Regions from separate parts of the Homo sapiens genome. Here region 2 is linked to region 1. The links are chromatin loops, found by intact Hi-C in ENCODE. Cell type or tissue: HCT116. All regions are shown on one strand. Each heading gives the region's core, and the rest is flanking DNA. Links, peaks and the distances in the headings are about the cores only. Region 1 holds the start of LOC107985279 (a long non-coding RNA gene). Region 2 has its middle 23 kb from the start of TTYH1.

What was found. Hi-C counts contacts between places; a loop is a spot of excess contacts. Peaks named below come from ENCODE experiments on the same cell type or tissue, not always from the same donor. Only the 100,000 strongest peaks of a DNase experiment are listed, where the experiment ranks them.
Region 2: a loop joins it to region 1, with 4 times the contacts of the local background. A loop is called at or near these places in 3 of 110 quality-filtered maps.

What each region holds. Positions count from the first base shown.
Region 1 is chr19:54,227,727-54,236,650 of GRCh38, reverse strand. LILRA6 (leukocyte immunoglobulin like receptor A6) reads left to right here. Exons shown (of 8, transcript NM_024318.5): 8 at 1-61. It overlaps LOC124904768 (a long non-coding RNA gene), which reads right to left. Exons shown (of 3, transcript XR_007067339.1): 2 at 4,715-4,910; 3 at 31-1,072. It overlaps LOC107985279 (a long non-coding RNA gene), which reads left to right and starts at 2,674. Exons shown (of 3, transcript XR_001754004.2): 1 at 2,674-2,764; 2 at 5,308-5,420. It also overlaps the pseudogene LOC100421130. RefSeq lists an enhancer at 3,812-4,565. In HCT116, for the core only: a CTCF peak has its summit at 4,809 (motif pointing right); a DNase peak (open chromatin) is centred at 4,790; H3K4me3 peaks cover 464 bases.
Region 2 is chr19:54,386,511-54,397,834 of GRCh38, reverse strand. No RefSeq gene overlaps it. Among named protein-coding and RNA genes, the nearest start is that of TTYH1, 23 kb to the left of the region's middle. RefSeq lists an enhancer at 5,839-6,386. In HCT116, for the core only: CTCF peaks have their summits at 5,847 (motif pointing left) and 6,637 (motif pointing right); a DNase peak (open chromatin) is centred at 6,664; H3K27me3 peaks cover 1,107 bases.

The sequences.
Region 1 (8,924 bases), core at 50-8,049:
GTTGATTCCATATCTTGGCTATTGTGAATACTGCTGCAATAAACATGGCAATGCAGACACCTCTTTGATATACTGATTTTCTTTCTTTTGGAAATATACCCATCTGTGCGATTACTGGATGGTGTGGTTGTTCTACTTTCAGTTTCTTGAGGAACCTCCATGCTGTTTTCCATATTGGCTGCACCAACTTGCGTTCCCACCAAGGTAGAAGGGTTTCTTTTCTCCATATCCTTGACAGCATCTGTTAATTTTTGTCTTAGAGATAACAGCCATTTTAACCAGGGAATAGCATATCTCTGTTTTTGTACCTATCTATCTTTATTTGTCATGCCATTTAGGGAGCTGAGATTGAAGTGTGGTGGTGAATGCCACAGGCTGCACTGGCCACTAAATGGCAAACCAGGTGGTTCTTGACCTGTCAGAGCAATGATCTCACAGGTTGACTTTGTGTTTCATTCACAACATGACACCCACCTGCCTGATCAACCTCACCTGAGTCCACGCAGACAATGAGCCACTTACCCAGGTAAGAATGGGCCTCAGAAAGGGAAACACCTTGTCCAGTACTTCATGACATGCACTTGACATTTTTAAGTGGCCATATAACTTTCTGATTTCATTATGTTGAAACCACCAGAACTGGGATGAAGGACACCAACATGGCCTTGGGGTTATTTCAGACATGAGGTTCAACCCAATCAGGTGGTGGTTTAGGATGATCACACAGGGCTTGGTTATTCCAGAGATGAGGTTCCATCCAATCAGGCGGTGGTTTAGGGATCACACAGGGCTTGGTTATTCCAGAAATGAGGTTCCACCCAATCAGGTGGTGGTTTAGGGATCACACAGGGCTTGGTTATTTCAGAGATGAGGCTCAACCCAATCAGGTGGTGTTTTAGGGATCACACTGGGATTGGTACCAAATGTGACAATGCTCCATGTGCCTGATCACCTCCTGGACCCCTCTGAGGTGGAAATCAGAGAAAGGCATTTGTGTGCAGCTGCTGTTCATTCCGGATTCCTTTCCTACATGGGAACTTACATGATGCTTGACCCTGAAGAACAGAACTGGCTGAAAAAGAATTCAGGAATGAAATCCCATTTATAATAGCCACAAACAATAAAAGACCTGCTAATAAATTTAACTGACAAGGTAAAAACCTCTACAAATAAAATTATAAAGCTCTAAGAAAAATTAAAGAGGACACGAAAAAACTGGAAAGATACCTCATGTTCACACGTTGAAACAATAAATGTTTACAAAAAGGACCATAGGACCCAAAGCTATCTACAGATTCATTGTAATTCCTATCAACATACAAGTGTCTTTCTTCACTGAAATATAAAAAATTCTAAAATTAATATAGAGCCATAAAATACCCAAAATAGCCAACGCAATGTAGAGAAAAAAAAACAAAGCTGGAGACATCACACTACCTGACTTCAAAATACACTACAAAGCTATAGTAACCAAAACAGTAAGGCACTGGCTTAAAAACAAACACATAGACAAATGGAACAGAACAAAGAACCTAGAAATAAATCCACAAATTGACAGCCAACTGATTATCAACAAACATGCCAAGAACATATATTGGGTAAAGGACAGTTTCTTCAATAAATGCTGCTAGCAAAACTGCATATCCATATGCAAAAAAACAAAACTCAACCTCTGTCTCTCACGATATACAAAAATCTACTCAAGACAGAATAAGACCCAAAGTAAGACCTGAAACTATGAAACTATAGAAGAAAACACAGAGGAAACGCTTCAAGACATTGGTCTAAGCAAACATTCTATCAGTAAGACCTCAAAAGCATAGGAAACGAATTCAAAAATAGACAAATGGGTGTATCAAACTAAAAAGCTTCTGCAGAGCTCAGGAAACAACCAACGGTGTTATGACCTACAGAGGCAGGGAGAAACATTTGTTACCTATTCCTCTAACAAGGGTTTGATCATCAGAATATATGAGGAACTCAAACAGCTCAGAGCCTTTGATGGAGAAATGAAGAGGTGCTGCTACGTAGAGAAATAAAGAAGTCAGAGGGAGGAAGTTTGGGAGGAACAAACCATGCTTTCCAGGTATTGGGAGGCTCTGTTTCTCTCTCTGACTTAGTTAACTGTTTTTAATACATCTCCTTCAGTCTGCTTCCCACATGGGGTCATTGCTCCTGTGATGGCCCTATTGGTTCCTCTTGTCAACCAAGTCAGAGAATGGAAGAGCTTTCATTCCCTGAGCATCTTCTTCTTCACACACAATGAACAAATCCACACCATTCTACCACAGAGTCCTTTTTATCAATGTCTCCTGTCCAACGCTACAGTCCAAGCTCAGCTGGTTTCCTCAGCTCAGCACTTCATGGATTATGACAGCATAACTCCAATCCCTGCCTCTATCTCTGGGCTGGTTTCCCATTATTACTGCAGAAGCCCCCATTCTGTGTGAACAGACACAGTGACACACCAGACACCCCCTCCAGCCTGGCCCCTGGAGGATCTGAATGGAGATTGGGACTCCGCAGGGTTGCCCAGGAACATGGTTTCACACATTCTCCTGTAGGAAATCCATAACCACTATCACCACGTGGTCATTTCCAGCATCTTGGGATGTAGAGGATGCCGGCTGGTCCCTGCAGTGGCAGATCCTGTGGCAACTCTGGAAATCCTGTGAAGAACTTACGGAGGCCCTGTGAAGATCCTATGGAGATCCAGTCGAGGTCCTATGAAGATCCACGGAGAACCTATGGATGTCCTGCAAAGGTCCTATGGAGAATCTATTGAGATTCTATGGAGGTCCTGTGGGGGTTCTATTGAGATCCTATGGAGGTCCTGTGGGGGTTCTATTGAGATCCTATGGAGGTCCTGTGAGGGTTCTATTGAGATCCTATGGAGGTCCTGTGGGGGTTCTATTGAGATCCTATGGAGGTCCTGTGGGGGTTCTATTGAGATCCTATGGAGGTCCTGTGGGGGTTCTATTGAGATTCTATGGAGGTCCTGTGGATGTCCTATTGAGATCCTATGGAGGTCCTGTGGGGGTTCTATTGAGATCCTATGGAGGTCCTGTGGGGGTTCTATTGAGATCCTATGGAGGTCCTGTGGGGGTTCTACTGAGATCCTATGGAGGTCCTGTGAGGGTTCTATTGAGATCCTATGGAGGTCCTGTGGGGGTTCTACTGAGATCCTATGGAGGTCCTGTGAGGGTTCTATTGAGATCCTATGGAGGTCCTGTGGGGGTTCTATTGAGATCCTATGGAGGTCCTGTGGGGGTTCTACTGAGATCCTATGGAGGTCCTGTGAGGGTTCTATTGAGATCCTATAGAGGTCTTGTGGGGGTTCTATTGAGATCCTATGGAGGTCCTGTGGAGGTTCTATGGACAACCTATGGAGAACCTGTGGAGAACCTATTGAGATCTTATGGAGGTCCTGTGGAGGGCCCATGGAGATTCTATAGAGATCTTGCTGATCCTATGGAGATTCGAGCACTTTTCCATGCATGAGGTTGGGAAATAGACGTGGGGTTTCAGGATAGGAAGTCTAAGGCCAGCACTATGTTTTCGTAGGAAACTCAAAGTAAATAGTTTCATGTTCCAGAAGAAGCCCAAATTGAGATATATCTGGGGACCTAAGACAGAGGGGTGCTGTGCACTCACCCAAAGGCTCTTTTTCTTGGGTCTCAACCGTGCATTCACAAAACTGATTTGGAGCAAGATGGAGACCCCACATTAGTGATCAGACAGAAAGAGCTTCCACTGTGCATGGCCTGAAATCTCATTTCCCACCCAGGTGTTTCTCTCACATGGAGGAAAAGACATAAGCCATTGGAAGAGGCTCAGATAATTCTGCCCACCTCAGATCCCAGGTAATGACTCATTGTGGCCGGAAGAAGGTGGATCATAAAATCCCTCTACCCTAGGAGGAGTGCAGAGAACAATCCTGGACTGTGATCCTAGACAAATACCATTAGAGATATGCAAATTTGGAATAGGGACAGAAAACCCGTCCCCATCAAACAAACCTACTCAATACAATGCAGCTGCCATGAGGAGCGGGGACAGAAACACGGAGACAAACCCACCCTCAAGGCCCAGGCACACAGAAACTGCCGGAGACTGAGGCTGGAGGAGGACAGGAGAAACGTCTGCTCTCGACCAGGAGCTTCTCCTGAGAAGCTAGCAGGAGCGCCCACAGCTGGGGTTAGGAGATCTAAGGATCCGCTGATGACTGGGTTAATGCCGTGAGCTTCAGCCAGCTCTGTGTCAGCAGCCCCAGTGCGTGCTGGAGGGGCCCGTGAGTGTCGTGGCCATGGAGCAAGAAAAAAAGGACATGCTGCCAGGCGCAGTGACTCACGCCTGTATTCCCAGCACTTTGGGAGGCCGAGTTGGGCAGATTATCTGACGTCAGGAGTTCAAGACCAGCCTGGCCAATATGGCGAAACCCCGTCCCTACTGCAAATACAAAAACTAGCCAGGTGTGGTGGAAGGTGCCTGTAATCCCAGCTACTCGGGAGGCTGAGGCAGGAGAATCAGGGGACAGAGGTTGCAGTGAGCCGAGATCGCGCCACTGCACTCCAGCCTGGGCGACAGAGTGAGACTCCGTCTCTAAATAAAATAAAATAAAAGAATCAAAGAAAAAAGGACATGCATGGAACCAACACCAGCGACTCCCTCTTACCAAGGACCAAGCAGCCACCACTGTCGCTGAGAGTCTCACCTGTGACCAGCAGAGCGCTCTGGATGTGATGCCTTTGAGTGGACCAGCGAGCGAGTCATCTGGTGGCCGCTTGACGACATGGCGCGCATTCCACCAGGAGGGGGCAGCAAATCCTCCTGACCGGGCTGGATGCTGGCGCTCAGATGGGTTCTGCTGGGCTCACTGTGGCTCTCCGCCAGGAATCAGAGGCTCCCGCCTGTTTAAATGGAGCATCTCATGACTTAATCTCAGATCGAGGGACCTGCACGCCCATGAAATCAGTGGGGCAATGAGAACAGGGCCACGTGATATCCTGGGGATGATCTGAGATAGGATGCGTGCCATGTAGTGGTTGGGTGCTGCTGGGGCTGACAGAGCATCGGAATGGCCTCTTACAGTAGATGCAAGAAACAGTTTGTGGATGAGACTCTGCACTTTAGGTGCTCTCTGATGGTGTAACAGACATAGATATAAAACAGAGATATAGATAGCTGTAGACAATATACATATTCATATGAATGAACACTAAATGATGCTATGTCTTTTCCTTCTAATATTTTTGTTCTTATTTTTCTATAATGGGCTCTGCAAATGAAAATGCTATGTCTTTTCAGAGGTAGAACACACGGGCTGGGAAAGGAAAGGAGCGTGTCATCAACAGCCCCCATCACCACCCCTCCAGGTGACTCACTGGGCAGATAAGCACGTCCTGGGCCTGCACTTTTAGGTGATTTGGGGTTAGACGATCTGCCTGGTGGGAAATTACTACCAGGGAAGAAACTAAGGGTTACCCTACGCCAAAAATGATCACTTTGCCCTTTTCTCTTTTTTTTGGCTAACTTTAGGATATCTATTTTGTAAAAAATTAGTTGCTTTTTATACAACTTTACAAAGTTTTTAATGTTTCTTTGGCATTGGAATATAATGGAATTTTACAACTGTATAAAAAAGTTCGTTTGCCTAAGAAACAGTATTTACCGTGTGTACCTAGTTGACTGACAAAATTCTCTACCATCCAGCACCCTAATTAATTGATGAAATAGACTATTTAATATTACAAGATTCCCCAAAAGAAAGGAGGAGAAAGATACACACACACACACACACACACACACACACACACACCCTCCCTTCTTGGCTCAGAACACAGTATCACGGCCCTATCTGCAGGCAACCTGGAATTACCAAATACAATTCAGTGATTAAAAAAAAAAAAAAAAAACCTTTCAGTGATGACACAATACTTATAAGTCCCACTGAAGTACTGCTTTAGTTTAACTATACATAAGAAATTATTTAACCTTCTGCTATTCCAAATATATTTAATCCTCATGTCTTAAGATAAGGCTTCCTCCCCCGAAAACTAACTGCATTTTATCTCTGAAATTAAACAGAAAAACAAACAAAAAACAAAAACCCAGTGCTGATGGCAAACATACAGCCAATTCACTTCTTCGTTCTTCGCAAAGACTGAAATCAGTTTCCAGTACCATGAAGAGCTAGAAATTCACCTGTTTTCAAAGACTTGTTTGTAGACTATGCAGCAGCTTTGTTGTCTTTCTTTCAGAGAGCAGTACTATCAATTCAGACTATTTAGGGGCCAAAGGCTGTGCTTTTCCTATATTCAAAATCTGCAAACTCCCGACCCCTGGAACCTCCTCTGAATCCGCCGCGAAATCCTCAAGGGGTGGTCAAGGTACCACTTCTGCCACCACGCCCTCTGCCACCATGGAAACCAAGACCTCCCTCTGCCTCTGTATCCCCCATGGCCACGGTTTGGACAAAGTGGGATTCCAAATGTTTCAGCATTTAATCTTCTTCCTTCAGCCCAGGTTGGCCTCCGTTCTCTATTGTCATCACCAGAAATATTATCAAAGGAGGATTTAGTTTGGTCATAAAAGCAATTAGGTCCAAGTGCATCTTCTTCATCAGCATGTCCTTCACTGTTTTGGGTATCAACTCCTGAGTCTCCTTTATCTTCACCATTTACAGGCTTCTCCTCTTTCTCAAGTTTATCTTCTTTTAATTTAAGTTTATTATGAAACTCTCTGCCCATCTCTTCCTTGTTGAATTGGGCATTTGCACTTTCAAAGTCAAACTCTTTCTCTCACGCCTGTAATCCCAGCAATTTGGGAGGCCGAGGCGGGCGGATCACGAGGTCAGGAGATCGAGATCACGGTGAAACCCCGTCTCTACTGAAAATACAAAAAAATTAGCCTGACGTGGTGGCGGGCGCCTGTAGTCCCAGCTACTGGGGAGGCTGAGGCAGGAGAATGGCGTGAACCCGGGAGGCGGAGCTTGCAGTGAGCCGAGATCGGGCCACTGCACCCCAGCCTGAGCGACCGAGCGAGAGTCCGTCTCCAAAAAAAAAAAAAAAAATTCTCAAATTTCATTGGCCCATCTCGCCGAATACCAAATCTTCCCCTGCCACCCCATGACCCCCACGCCCTCTCCTTGGCGCTGAAGGAGCACCTGGAGCTGCTTGTCTCTTGTTTCATTTCTGAGTTGCTCATTTTCTGGCCTTGGAACGTTGTGCGCTTCAGCTCACCTCTGCTCCTGATTCTCTATTGCTTTTTGGCTGGTAGATGGCAAAGGCCTGGTTGATACAGGACTCCTTCTCCCAACAGGTGCTGGAGCAGGTCCGTGGGCCCAGGCGGTCTGCACTCCTTGTTCCATGGTTGGGCTTCTTCTCAAAGGGTCGAACTGAGCGCTTGAAGGACCTTGAGATAATTGTGTTTTTAGGGATCTTGTATCCTGTGTAAAGGCAGAATCAACCACTCTACTTTGGGGCAAGCTACCACTGTTTGATATTTCTGTTCCAAAGGAGGTCAAAGAGCTTCCAGCAACACCAACAGCACCAAACTGCTGCCCCACTAAGGAACTTGGACTGAACTGGCTGGATGTGTCCATAAGAACCCATGGACTGGAATGAAGAAGTCGATGAGCCTAGTGAGAACTGAATGATAGCTAGAGTTTCCATGTCATTCTTACTTTCTCAAATATTTGGTAGAAATCAACAGTGTACCCATTTAGGCCAGATTTCCCTATGGAAAGATTTCTGAGTGTAGGTTGAATTTCTTTTCTTTTTTTTTTTTTTTTTTCAGAGTCTCCCTCTGTCGCCTAGGCTGGAATGCAGTGGTGTGATCTCACCTCACTGCAACCTCCGCCTCCTGGGTTCAAACAGATCTCTTGCCTCACCCTCCTGAGTAGCTGGGATTACAGGCATGCGCCACCTCACTTGGCTAATTTTTGTATTGTTAGTAGAGGTGGGATTTCACCATGTCGGCCAGACAGGTCTTGAATTCCTGACCTCAGGTAATCTGCCCGCCTCAGCCTCCCAAGGTGCTGGAATTAAAGGTGTGAGCCACCAATCCCAGCCAGTTGAATTTCTTTAATAAAAATAGGAAATGTTACACTATATATTTGTTCTTGAGTAAATTTTGGTAGTTTGTATACTTCAAGATATTTTCTATTAAATGTGAGTTGTAAAACATCTTAGCATAGATTCCTAGTTTTGCTTCACTAGTCCTTTTATGTCTGTAGGATGGGTAGTGGTGCCTCTTTCCATCTTGATTTGGTAATTGTTGTGCTCCCTCTCTCTCTCTCACTCTCTTACTTTACATCCTACAAACGTTCATATGTTATAATTTCATTGACATTTTTCGTTAATGTTCTATCAATTTAATGTTGTGTGATTCTATAACCCATGAATATTTGTTTTTGCTTTTGCGATGGAGTCTTACTCTCTCACCCAGGCTGGAGTGCAGTGGCACAATCTCGGCTCACTGCAACTTCCACCTCCTGGGTTCAAGTGAATCTCCCGTCTCAGCCTCCCGAGTCATTGAAAATACAGGTGCATGCCACCACACCCAGCTAATTTTTGCATTCTCAGTAGAGACAGCATTTCACCATGTTGGCCAGGCTGGTCTCAAAGTCCTGACCTCAAGTGATCCACCTGCCTCAGCCTCCCAAAGTGCTGGGATTACAGGCATGAGCCACCACATCCAGCCTATAACCCATGAATATTTAGAATGTTATTTGTTTCCAAAGTATTGCTTTTTCTCTAAATGTCTTCTTATTGTTGGCTGCTAATTTAATTGAACTTCTAATCAGGAAACGTTACCTGTAGTAACAGTTTGGATGCTTACTTTGCTGTGTAAAAATGATAGAGACGGCTGGGCACAGTGGCTCTCACCTGTAATCCCACCACTTTGGGAAGCTAAGGCGGGTA
Region 2 (11,324 bases), core at 1,692-9,691, 160 kb before region 1:
ACAGAAACCATGAATTTTTTTTTGAAATGATTCGTGAAATCATTTTCAATGCCATAGTTTGAAGCTTTCCAATATAGGTCTATATCACAGTTTTTGTATTTTTGTACCTGTTGATGAACACATGGGCTTCTTTTATTTTAGTTACTTTTCTATTTCTATTTATTTTACTTTCCCTATTACGTAACAGACATTTTTTACATGTTTCTTGGTGCATATGTGCAAGAATTTTTAAAGAGTATACATATAAGAATGGAATGATTGCGCTATAGGGATTGTTAGTTTCAATTTTTTGAAATAGTGTCAAAGTGTTTCCAAAAGTAGCCTTACCAATTTTTTCCTGGCTTAATTGAGATATGATTGACAAATAAAAGCGTATATATTTGGTCAGGCGCGGTGGCTCATGCCTGTAATCCCAGCATTTTGGGAGGCCGAGGCGGGTGGATCACAAGGTCAGGAGATCGAGACCATCCTGGCTAACACGGTGAAACCCCGTCTCTACTAAAAAAAAAAATACAAAAATTAGCCGGGCGCCTGTAGTCCCAGCTACTCGGGAGGCTGAGGCAGGAGAATGGTGTGAAGCCGGGAGGCGGAGATTGCAGTGAGCCGAGATTGCGCCACTGCACTCCAGCCTGGGCGACAGAGCGAGACTCCGTCTCAAAAAGAGAAGTGTATATATTTAAGGTGTACAACATGATGTTTTGACATATGTACACATTGTGAAATAATTACCATAATCAAGATGTTTAACATATCCATCACCTCACTTTTTTTTCTGAGACAGAGTCTCATTCTGTCACTCAGCCTAGAGTGCAGTGGTGCGATCTCAGCTCACGGCAAACTCCACCTCCCACGTCAAGTGATTCTTGTGCCTCAGCCTCCCGAGTAGCTGGGATTACAGGTGTGTGCCACCACGTCTGGCTAATTTTTGTATTTTTTGTAGAGATGGGGTTTGGCCATGTTGCCCAGGCTGGTCTCAAACTGCTGACCTCAAGTGATCCACTTGCCTCAGCCTCCCAAAGTGCTTGGATTATAGGTGTGAGCCACCGTTCGTGGCCACATAGTTGTCATTTTTGCGTGTGTGGCGAGAGCCCTTACGATCTATTCTGCTAACAATGTTTAAGTACATAATACATTTTCACTAATTTGTCACCATGTTGCACAACAGATCTCTTGAATTTATTTTTTTCTATCTAAAATTGTGTACCCTCTGACCACGATCTTCCCAATCCCTACTCCCCTTCCCAAGCCCCTGGTCACCACCATTCCGCTCTCTGCTTCTGTGAGTTCAACTTTTTTTTTTTTTTTTTTTTTGAGACAGAGTCTCACTCTGTCGCCCAGGCTGGAGTGCAGTGGCGCAATCTCGGCTCACTGCAACCTCCGCCTCCCAGGTTCAAGCCATTCTCCTGCCTCAGCCTCCCGAGTAGCTGGGATTACAGGCATGCACCACCACGCCTGGCTAATTTTGAATTTTTAGTAGAGACGGGGTTTCTCCATATTGGTCAGGCTGGTCTCGAACTCCCAACCTCAGGTGATCTGCCCGCCTTGGTCTCCCAAAGTGCTGACAGGCGTGAGCCACCGTGCCCAGCCTCCCGAGTAGGTTTTGCCATGTTGGCCATGGCTAGTCTCGAAGGCCTGAGTTCAACTTTTTAATATTCCATGTATAAGTGAGGTTGTGCGATATTTGTCTTTCTGTATCTGGCTTATTTCATGTGGCATGATGTCCTGAAGGTTGACAATTACATCCATACTGTAAATGACAGGGTTTCCTTCCTTTCTAAGGCTGGATAGTATTTCCACTGTGTATATATACATTTCCTTTACCCATTGTCCACTGATGGAGACTTAGGTGATTCCATATGTTGGCTATTGTGAATAACTCTGCAATACACATAGGGGTGCAGACATCTCTTCCACACACTGGTTTCAGTTTCTTTGAGCATATACCCAGTAGTGGGATTGCTGCATCATGGAGGGTAAGCTTTTTTTGTTTTGTTTTGAGACAGAGTCTCGCTCTGTCGCTCAGGCTGGAGTGCAGCAATCTCGGCTCACTGCAAGTTCCGCCTCCCGGGTTCAAACTATTCTCCTGCCTCAGCCTCCCGAGTGGCTGGGACTACAGGTGCCTGCCACCACGCCCGGCTAATTTTTTGTATTTTTAGTAGAGATGGGGTTTCGCCATGTTGGCTAGGCTGGTCTCGATCTCCTGACCTCAGGGGATCCGCCTGCCTCAGCCTCCCAAAGTGCTGGGATTACAGGCGTGAGCCACCGCGCCCGGCCACAAAAGCAAATTTATGACAGGGACCTGGTGATGCGTGCTGCATCACACCACATCCTTCCATTCCTTTTCACAAAGAGACTCTAGTGGCTCATGCCTGTAATCCCAGCACTTTGGGAGGCCGAAGCGGGCGGATCACAAGGTCAGGAGTTCGAGACCAGCCTAGCCAACATGGCGAAACCCCATCTCTACTAAAAACACAAAAATTAGCCAGTCACGGTGGCTCACATCTGTAATCCCAGCACTTTGGGAGGCCAAGGCCCACAGATCACAGGGTCAGGAGTTCAAGACCAGCCTGGCCAACATGGGGAAACCCATCTCTACTAAAAATACAAAAATTAACCAGGCGTGGTGGCAGGCGCCTGTAATCCCAGCTACTTGGGAGGCTGAGGCAGGAAAATCACTTGAAACCGGGAGGCGGAAGTTGCAGGGAGCTGAGATCGTGCCACTGCACTCCAGCCTGGGCGACAAGAGTGAAACTTTGCCTCAACAACAACAACAACAACAACAAAAAAAAAAAAAAAAAGAAAAGAAAAGAAAAGAAAAAGAAATGATGCCAGGCATGGTGGCTCACGCCTATAATCCCAGCACTTTGGGAGATCGAGGCGGGTGGATCATCTAAAGTCAGGAGTTCGAGACCAGCCTGACCAACATGGTGAAACCCCATCTACTAAAAATACAAAAATTAGCCGGGCGTGGGGGCAGGTGCCTATAATCCCAGCTGCTCGGGAGGCTGAGGCAGGAGAATCGCTTGAACCTGGGAGACGGAGCTTGCAGTGAGCCGAGATCACAGCCACCGCACTCCAGCCTGGGCAGCAGAGCGAGACTCTATCTCAAAAATAAATAAATAAGTAAATAAGTAAATAAATAAATAAATAAATAAATAGATAGATAGATAGAAATGAGCTCTCAAGCCATGAAAAGACACAGAGGAACCTTAAATGCATATTACCAAGTGGTAGAATCCCATCTGAAAAGGCTACGCATTGTCTGATTCCAACAATATGACATTCTGGAAAAGGCAAAGTATGGAGACAGGAAAAGATCAGAGCTGCCAGGGGTTGGGCGAAGGAAGGATGAATAGGTGGTGCACAGAGGAATTTTAGGGCAATGGCTCTCCTCTGTCTAACACTGTGACGGTGGGTGCCTGCCATTAGACATTTGCCTGAACTCATAGGATGTGCAACAGGAAGACTGAGCGAGCCCTAATATGACTTTGGGTGATTACAATGTGTCAATGCAGGCTCATCAGTTGTAATAAAAATACCGCTCTGGTAGGGAACGCTGGTAATGGGGGAAGCTATGTAGGTGTCGGCGTAGGGAGTACATGGAAAATCTCTACCTTCCCCTCATTTTACTATGAACCTGAACCTGCTCTAAAAATAGTCTTTTTAAAACATTTTTCTTCCTCTTCCTCCTCTTCCTCTTCTTCCTCTTCCTCTTCCTCTTCTTCTTCTTTCTTCTTTCTTCTTCTTATTCTTATTTTATTTTATTTTTTTTGAGACGGAGTCTCGCTCTGTCGCCCAGGCTGGGGTGCAGTGGCGCGATCTCAGCTCACTGCAAGCTCCACCTCCCGGGTTCACACCATTCTCCTGCCTCAGCCTCCCCAGTAGCTGGGACTGCAGGCGCCCGCCACCACGCCCGGCTAATTTTTCTGTGTGTTTTTAGTAGAGACGGGGTCTCCCCGTGTTAGCCAGGATGGTCTCGATCTCCTGACCTCGTGATCCATCCGCCTCGGCCTCCCAAAGTGCTGGGATTACAGGCGTGAGCCACTGCGCCCGGCTAAAAATAGTCTTTTAAAGAAAATTTCTCAACCCAAGCACTACTGTATGGAGACAGGGAGGGTCTCCAGGGATTATAGGAATTTAATCAACTTGAGCAATCAGCCTGTTTCACAGCCTTCTGCCCTGCAGCCTGTTTTTCTCCAAACCCTGTGTGGAATGCGGCCACTCGTTGGTTGGAACCAGCCTCTGACGGGCCCTGGCAACTTAGAGATGAACCCGAGTGAACTTTCTGCACTGCTGCGCTCAAGTCTCCATCCCGGGAGGAGCTGTAGTCTCGTTACCGTAACATGCGACCCGTGTGCTGGTATGACGACTCGCTGCATCTGCGTGACTGGGACCCTCCTCCACATACAACGACGCGCCCTCTCCCTGCTCCCTCACCCCATAGAGCCCTCCTGTCCCTTTTCCTCAGGGAGACACTGCTTTGAAGAATACACCCAGTGCCTTCCTTAGCTGTGTCAAGTCATAAAACTCTTCTTGATCAAAACCTCTGTATTAGTTTGTTCTCATGCTGCTAATAAAGACATACCCGAGACTGGTTCATTTACAAAGGAAAGAAGTTTAATGGGCTCATAGTTCCACTTGGCTGGGGAGGGCTAACAATCATGGCGGAAGATGAAGGAGGAGCAAAGTCACGTCTTACATGGCAGCAGGCAAGAAAGAGCGTGCAGGGGCGCTCCCATTTATAAAACCATCAGATCTCGTGAGACTTATTCACTATCACGAGAACAGAATGGGAAAAACCTGCTCCCGTGATTCAGTCGCCTCCCACAGGTCCCTCCCATGACACGTGGGGATTATTATTATTATTATTTTGAGACGGAGTCTCGCTCTGTCACCCAGGCTGGAGTGCAACGGCGTGATCTCAGCTCACTGCAACCTCCACCTCCCAGGTTCAAGTAATTCTCCTGCCTCAGCCTCCCGAGTAGCTGGGACTACAGCTGCCCGCCACCACGCTCGGCTAATTTTTTGTATTTTTAGTAGAGACGGGTTTCACTGTGTTATCCAGGATGGTCTCGATCTTCTGACCTCATGATCTGCCTGCCTCAACCTCCCAAAGTGCTTGGATTACAGGCGTGAGTCACTGCCCCCCATCGACACGTGGGGATCATTACAATACCAGGTGAGATTTGGGTGGGGACACAGAGCCAAACCACATCACCTGCATTCTCGGGAGAGTTGTTTGCTCCTCACCAGGCAAAGGAACCCTGTTTTTTTCTGGGTAACACTGTTGACTTTCGGGGCTAGGTTATTCCTTGGGGGAGGAGCTGTCCTGTGCATCCCCCGCCTCCACCCCCCACCACCCAGAAGCATCCCCCTCTCCTCTGGGTTGTGACAATCAAAAGTGTCTCCAGACTTTCCCTAGTGTCTGCATTTGGGACCCTTCTATTATTACTGCTGATTCCATGAGTACATGGTAATTACCCGCTGAGTTCCAGGGACTCCACTATAATTATCCAGCTGGTTTTGGGAGCTCCTGGTGCAATTATCCAGCTGGTTCCTGAGACTGCACCGCGATTCCTTAGCTGATTTCCATGACTCTACACACTGCCAGCGCCTGTACATAATTATACACTAGTTTCTAGAGCCTTTCTGTAATTATTCAGCCTTTTATAGAAATCTAATCATAACTACCTGGGCAATTTGTTTTGTTAAGTAGAGTGCTAATGAGTGGTCGCCAATGTTTCAGCTCCTCTTCTGAGTACCAGGGACGTGGGTAGAACTTTGATCCTATCTTATCCTTACAGGATATTGAGAGGAGAGGAGAGAAGTTGACATGGCACCACCCAGTGGAATGACATAGTCAGCACAGAGTGCAGTGGGAGCACAGAGGAAGAGTGCCAGGCCCATCGTGTCCAGCTGTGTAGGTTGTGCACTGCACAACTCTGGGGTCATATCACAAACTGTGAGTGTGAAGAGCCTTGTAAGGCTTCCAGGACAGGTTTCTAGGGGTCACCAGATGCAGTTCTAGAGCAAGGCTGAGGAATCCTGACTCCTAGAAAGAAGGGGGCAGGGAATTGCTGAGGACGTTTGAAGTCTAATGGGATGACACGTCCCCTGCTGTGACAGGCAGCTCAGGTTTCTAGTTGAAGTCTGGGAAGAAGAAGGCTCCATGAAGGCGCTTCTATTTGGAGTCATTTGTGTTACTTCCCAGCTCACTCAGGGTGATCATGGTGACCAACAGGGCTCTACACAGGACCTGTGGCCCCAACCCTCACCCCTCTGCATTCTCTTCCTGCCACTTCCCTCTTCCTACCCCTCTGTCTGCAACTGCCACACTATTCCCCCTGCTGAGCTTTGCACCCTCCAGACCCCCTGGACCACCGCTGCACTTTCTCATTTATCCAAATCACTCTCACCTTCTAGCTGACTGTGACTGTATAATGCCTGTGGGTTACTGCCCCTCTCCTTCTGCAAGAATATAAGCTCTTCCATGGAAAGGGTGTTTGTTTTCTATATTGGTGGACCTCTAGAGCCTCAAACAGTGTCTGGCACACAGGACAGGACCAACAAATACTTACTGAATGAAAAAAATGAATGCCAGATGGAAAAAATAAAAATGAACTAAGCAGGGAGTTTCTCCACTGTGGCCACAAGAGGGAGCCCAAGCTATGTGTTAAACCCTTCCAGCACTAAGGTGGGTGGTCTCTCTGCTCCTCAGCCTGGAGGACCAGGGACAGGTGTGACCTGAACCACGTCCTTTCTCCTCTGTGAGCCTCTATTTCCCCATGTGTAGCGTGGAGATGGAAATGCCTGAAAGGAGTTCCCGTAAGAAGCGGAAAAACCAACAACGCATGCACGTGAATGTCTTCCAAGGGGTTATTGCATGTGTCCAAATTCATCTGATTGTGTACATTAAGTGAGAAGGTTTTTTAGTAGAACAATTATAGCTAAACAAAGCTGCTAAAAATAAATGGAACAAAAATAAAGGAGAATTGCATTGAACAACAACATCCAAACCATTAGGCTAGCACAGGAAACTTGAAGGAGAGTAATCCAGCCCCTGATAAATCAACAGAGTAAGAAATATTAGTTACAGAAAGTGACCATAATGTTACCTTGGGATATTATTAAAGCATAAAACTAAATGGAAATTATGAAGCTGAAAAGTACAATAAATTTCTAGCAAGAGCCGGATGTGGTGGCTCATGCCTGTAATCCCAGCATTTTGGGAGACTGAGGGGAGTGGATCACCTGAGGTCAGGGGTTTGAGACCAGCCTGGCCAACATGGTGAAACCCCGTCTCTACTAAAAATACAAAAACTTAGCCAGGCATGGTGGTGCATGCCTGTAATCCCAGCTACTCAGGAGGCTGAGGCAGGAGAATTGCTTGAACTCGGGAGGTGGAGGTTGCAGTGAGCCGAGATTGCGCCATTGCACTCCAGCCTGGGCAACAAGAGCGAAACTCTGTCTCAACAATAACAACAACAGCAGCAACAACAACAAAAATCCTAGCACGATGAAGACATATTCACTAAAATCAATCATATGTCTATATACTGACAAAAATAATTCAATAATGAAATTAGGAGAGCAATTTTATTTACAAAGCCTCAAAAATAATAAAATGAATAGAAACCAATTTAATAAAGAAATGCAAGATGTGTACACTAAGAACTACAAAAGATTGCTGAGGGAAATTAAAGATCTAAATAAAGAGAGAAACACTTCATACATTCACAATGGCATGCAAAATAATAAGAAATAAAATTGGGCCAGGTGCAGTGGCTCACGCCTGTAATCCCAGCACTTTGGGAAGCCAAGGTGGGTGGATTGCTTGAGTTTGGGAGTTTGAGAACAGCCTGGGCAACATGGTGAAACCCTAGCTCTACAAAAAATACAAAAATTAACTGGGTATGGTGATGTGTGCCTATAGTCCCAGCTACTTGGGGGGCCAAGGTGAGAGGATGGCTTGAGCCCAGGAGGCAGAGGCTGCAGTGAATTGAGATTGCTCCACTGCACTCCAGGCTGGGTGACAGAGTGAGACTCTGTTTCAAAATAAAAAGATGAAATAAAACGAACAAAACATGTTATCTTACAAAGCAGTATCATAATTTTAGGAACACACTGACCACATCCTTCCTCATTCTTAGGAAAGGAATCATGCTTCTGGAGGTTGCCCTGTGGCCCTGTAATCACGTCCAAATATACGTGATTGGTAAACGTGAAATCATTAAGATGAGTTCCATGAAAAATAAGAAAACAGCAAGAAATAAAGTCAGAACTCAAAAGTGTTTTTTGTTTTGTTTTGTTTTGTTTTTGAGATGGAGTCTCGCTCCATCGCCCAGGCTGGAGTGCAGTGGCACGATCTCGGCTCACTGCAACCTCCACCTCGCGGGTTCAAGGAATTCTCCTGCCTTAGCCTCCCGAGTAGCTGGGACTACAGGCGCCAGCCACCACGCCCGGCTAATTTTTGTATTTTTAGTAGGGACAGGGTTTCACCTTGTTGGTAAGGCTGGTCTCGAACTCACCTCAGGTGATCCACCTGCCTCGGCCTTCCGAAGTGCTGGGATGACAGGCGTGAGCCACCGCGCCCGGCCCAAAAGTGTTTTATAAGGGTTGTTGGGATGACATTGTTAATTTCTACAATGTGCTCCAGTCTGAAGGACTGCAGACTGTGGATGGGGAGCTCAAGTTCAAAGGCCACCTTCTTCCCTTCCTAGCGGAGGATCTTTGGGCAAGCTGCTTAACTTTGCTGTGACGCTGTTTCTGCGTTGGTAAGAGGAGTAGCAATAGTATCCAACGTGAGTGTTTTAGGGGTCGTGAGATGAGTCAGTGCATGCCCAGTGCTTTGAACTGTATCTTGACAAAGCGAGAGCTTCATAGCCACTGTTATTGTGGTATCTCGTCTTTGAGCCACCACCTTTCCATCTGTAAAACAGACTTGGGGTGCTCCATCTCTCCAGTCTTGAAAGGTTCTTTGCAGTAGTTTGCAGTGTAGCAGGTCGTGCTGGGGCCCGAGAGGACTCCAAAGCAGTTCTTGTCCTGGAAAGTCTCAGCTTCCGGGGGCGCTGAGACGCCAGCTGCTGTTATGGCAGCTGAGTCCTGTACGGCACAGAGACACGGGACTGAACGTGAAGGCTGGAGAAGGGGGAGAAACTTGGAGGAGGGAAACTTGCTGCAGAGAAAATTTGGAAAGGTGGGGAGAGAGGAAGGCGTTGCCCGGGGGCACTGGGAGTCTGGGGAAGCCGTGGCATCCAGGTGGAGACGTTCAACAGGCAGCGAGAGTTTCGCCCGCAAGCAGGGAGGAGGGAGCTCACTTTTGTTTCTGAACCGGGGAGGCCGGGTTCTGTGCTGGGAGTTTACTCTGCACGGCTGCAGTTACTGCTGCACGGGAGTTACTGCTGCACGGGAGTTACTGCTGCACGGCTTTACTCCTCCCAGAGCCAGCGTCCTCGTCTATATATAAAACAGAGGTGAACATAGGAACCCTCTACAGGATCCTCGTGGGGATTAAATGAGGCTCGCAGATGGAAGCTGTTGCCTGCTGCGGAGCCTCTTCCTGCAGACGCAGATGTGGGTGTGGATAACACAGATCTGGGCGCAGATCTGCAGGGGCAGGTGCATCCGCCCCTCCCTGCGAGGATGGGAGCCCAGCCTTGCGCCGTGACTCCCAGGAGGGGAGGTTTTCTTCTAGGTACGGAGGCTCTTCTAGGGCTGGACACAGGCATCAGCCCGCAAGTTGCTGCTACTTAGGATGAGAGCAATGTGGGAACTGGCGCCCACAATCGACTTCTGTGAAGAAAAAAACAGGAACTTGAACTTGGGTGAAAAGTTGAGCGTCGTGGAATGCCTGGGAAAATAATTTTTAAAAAATTTAATACAGATAAAGGCAGAATAGCCACTACACACACCCTAGGTGCTGAGGCTCACGGGGCACACCTATGGGAGTCTCCCGGACCCCCAAACCTATAGAAGCTCTCTGCAGACACTTGCAATTACAAAAAAAAAAAAACCTTACTCTATCGAGGAATAATTGACATATAAAAAGCAGTATGTATTTAACATATACGACTTGATGAGTTTGGAGATGAGTATGCCCTGTGTGTCAACACCACAGTTTACGACATAAACCCATCCACCACCTCTCACAGGTTCCTCCCGTCTATTTGTATATTATTATTGTTTGATACTATTTTTATGGCCACATATCAATTTGTGATGATAAGAGCACTTAACAAAAGATCTATCTTCTCAGCAAATGTGTAAGCACACAATACTGTATTGTTACCTGCTGGCACTACACCGCACAGGAGGCTCTGAGACCTCCTCATCTTGCATGACTGAAACTCTAGGGAGAAAATCTGAAGGGGTCAGTCACAGAAGGAGGTCTTGACACCTTATCTGTTTCCACCTAAGCCTGTACTCCCAGCTCCTCATAGGTGGCCATTTTATTTTATCTTCTTAAACAAAAATAATTTTGTTTTTCCTAGTTACGACTGACACATGCTTAATGTAAAAAAATTCGGCCAGCACGGTGGCTCACCCCTATAATCCCAGCACTTTGGGAGGCTGAGGTGGGCAGATCGCCTGAGGTCGGGAGTTTGAGACCAGCCTGACCAACATGGGGAAACCCTGTCTCTACTAAAAATACAAAATTAGCTGGGCGTGGTGGCGTATGCCTCTAATCCCAGCTACTCAGGAGGCTGAGGCAGGAGAATCACTTGAACCCGGCAGGCGGAGGTGGTGGCGAGCCGAGATTGCACCATTGCACTCCAGCCTGGGCAACAAGAGTGAAACTCCATCTCAAAAAAAAAAAAAAATTCACCCAGGCATGGTGGCTCACACCTGTAATCCAAGCATTTTGGGAGACAGAGGCAGGCGGATCGCTTGAGCCCAGGAGTTAGATACAAAATACAAAAATTAGCCGGGTGTGCGTGGCACGCTTCTGAAGTCCCAGCTACTCGGGAGGCTGAGTTGGGAGGTTGACCTGAGCCCTGCGAGGTTGAGAGTGCAGTGAGCTACGATCGCGTCCTGCACTTCAGCCTGGGTGACAAGAGCAGGACCCTTTCTTTAAAAAAAAAAAGTCCAGGGACCAGGCGCGGTGGCTCATGCCTGTAATCCCAGCATTTTGGGAGGCCAAGGCTGGTGGATCACAAGGTCAGGAGATTGAGACCATCCCGGTCAACACGGTGAAACCCCATCTCTACTAAAAATACAAAAAATTAGCCTGGCGTGGTGGCGGGCGCCTGTGGTCCCAGCTACTTGGGAGGCCGAGGCAGGAGAATGGCATGAACCCAGAAGGCAGAGCTTGCAGTGAGCCGAGA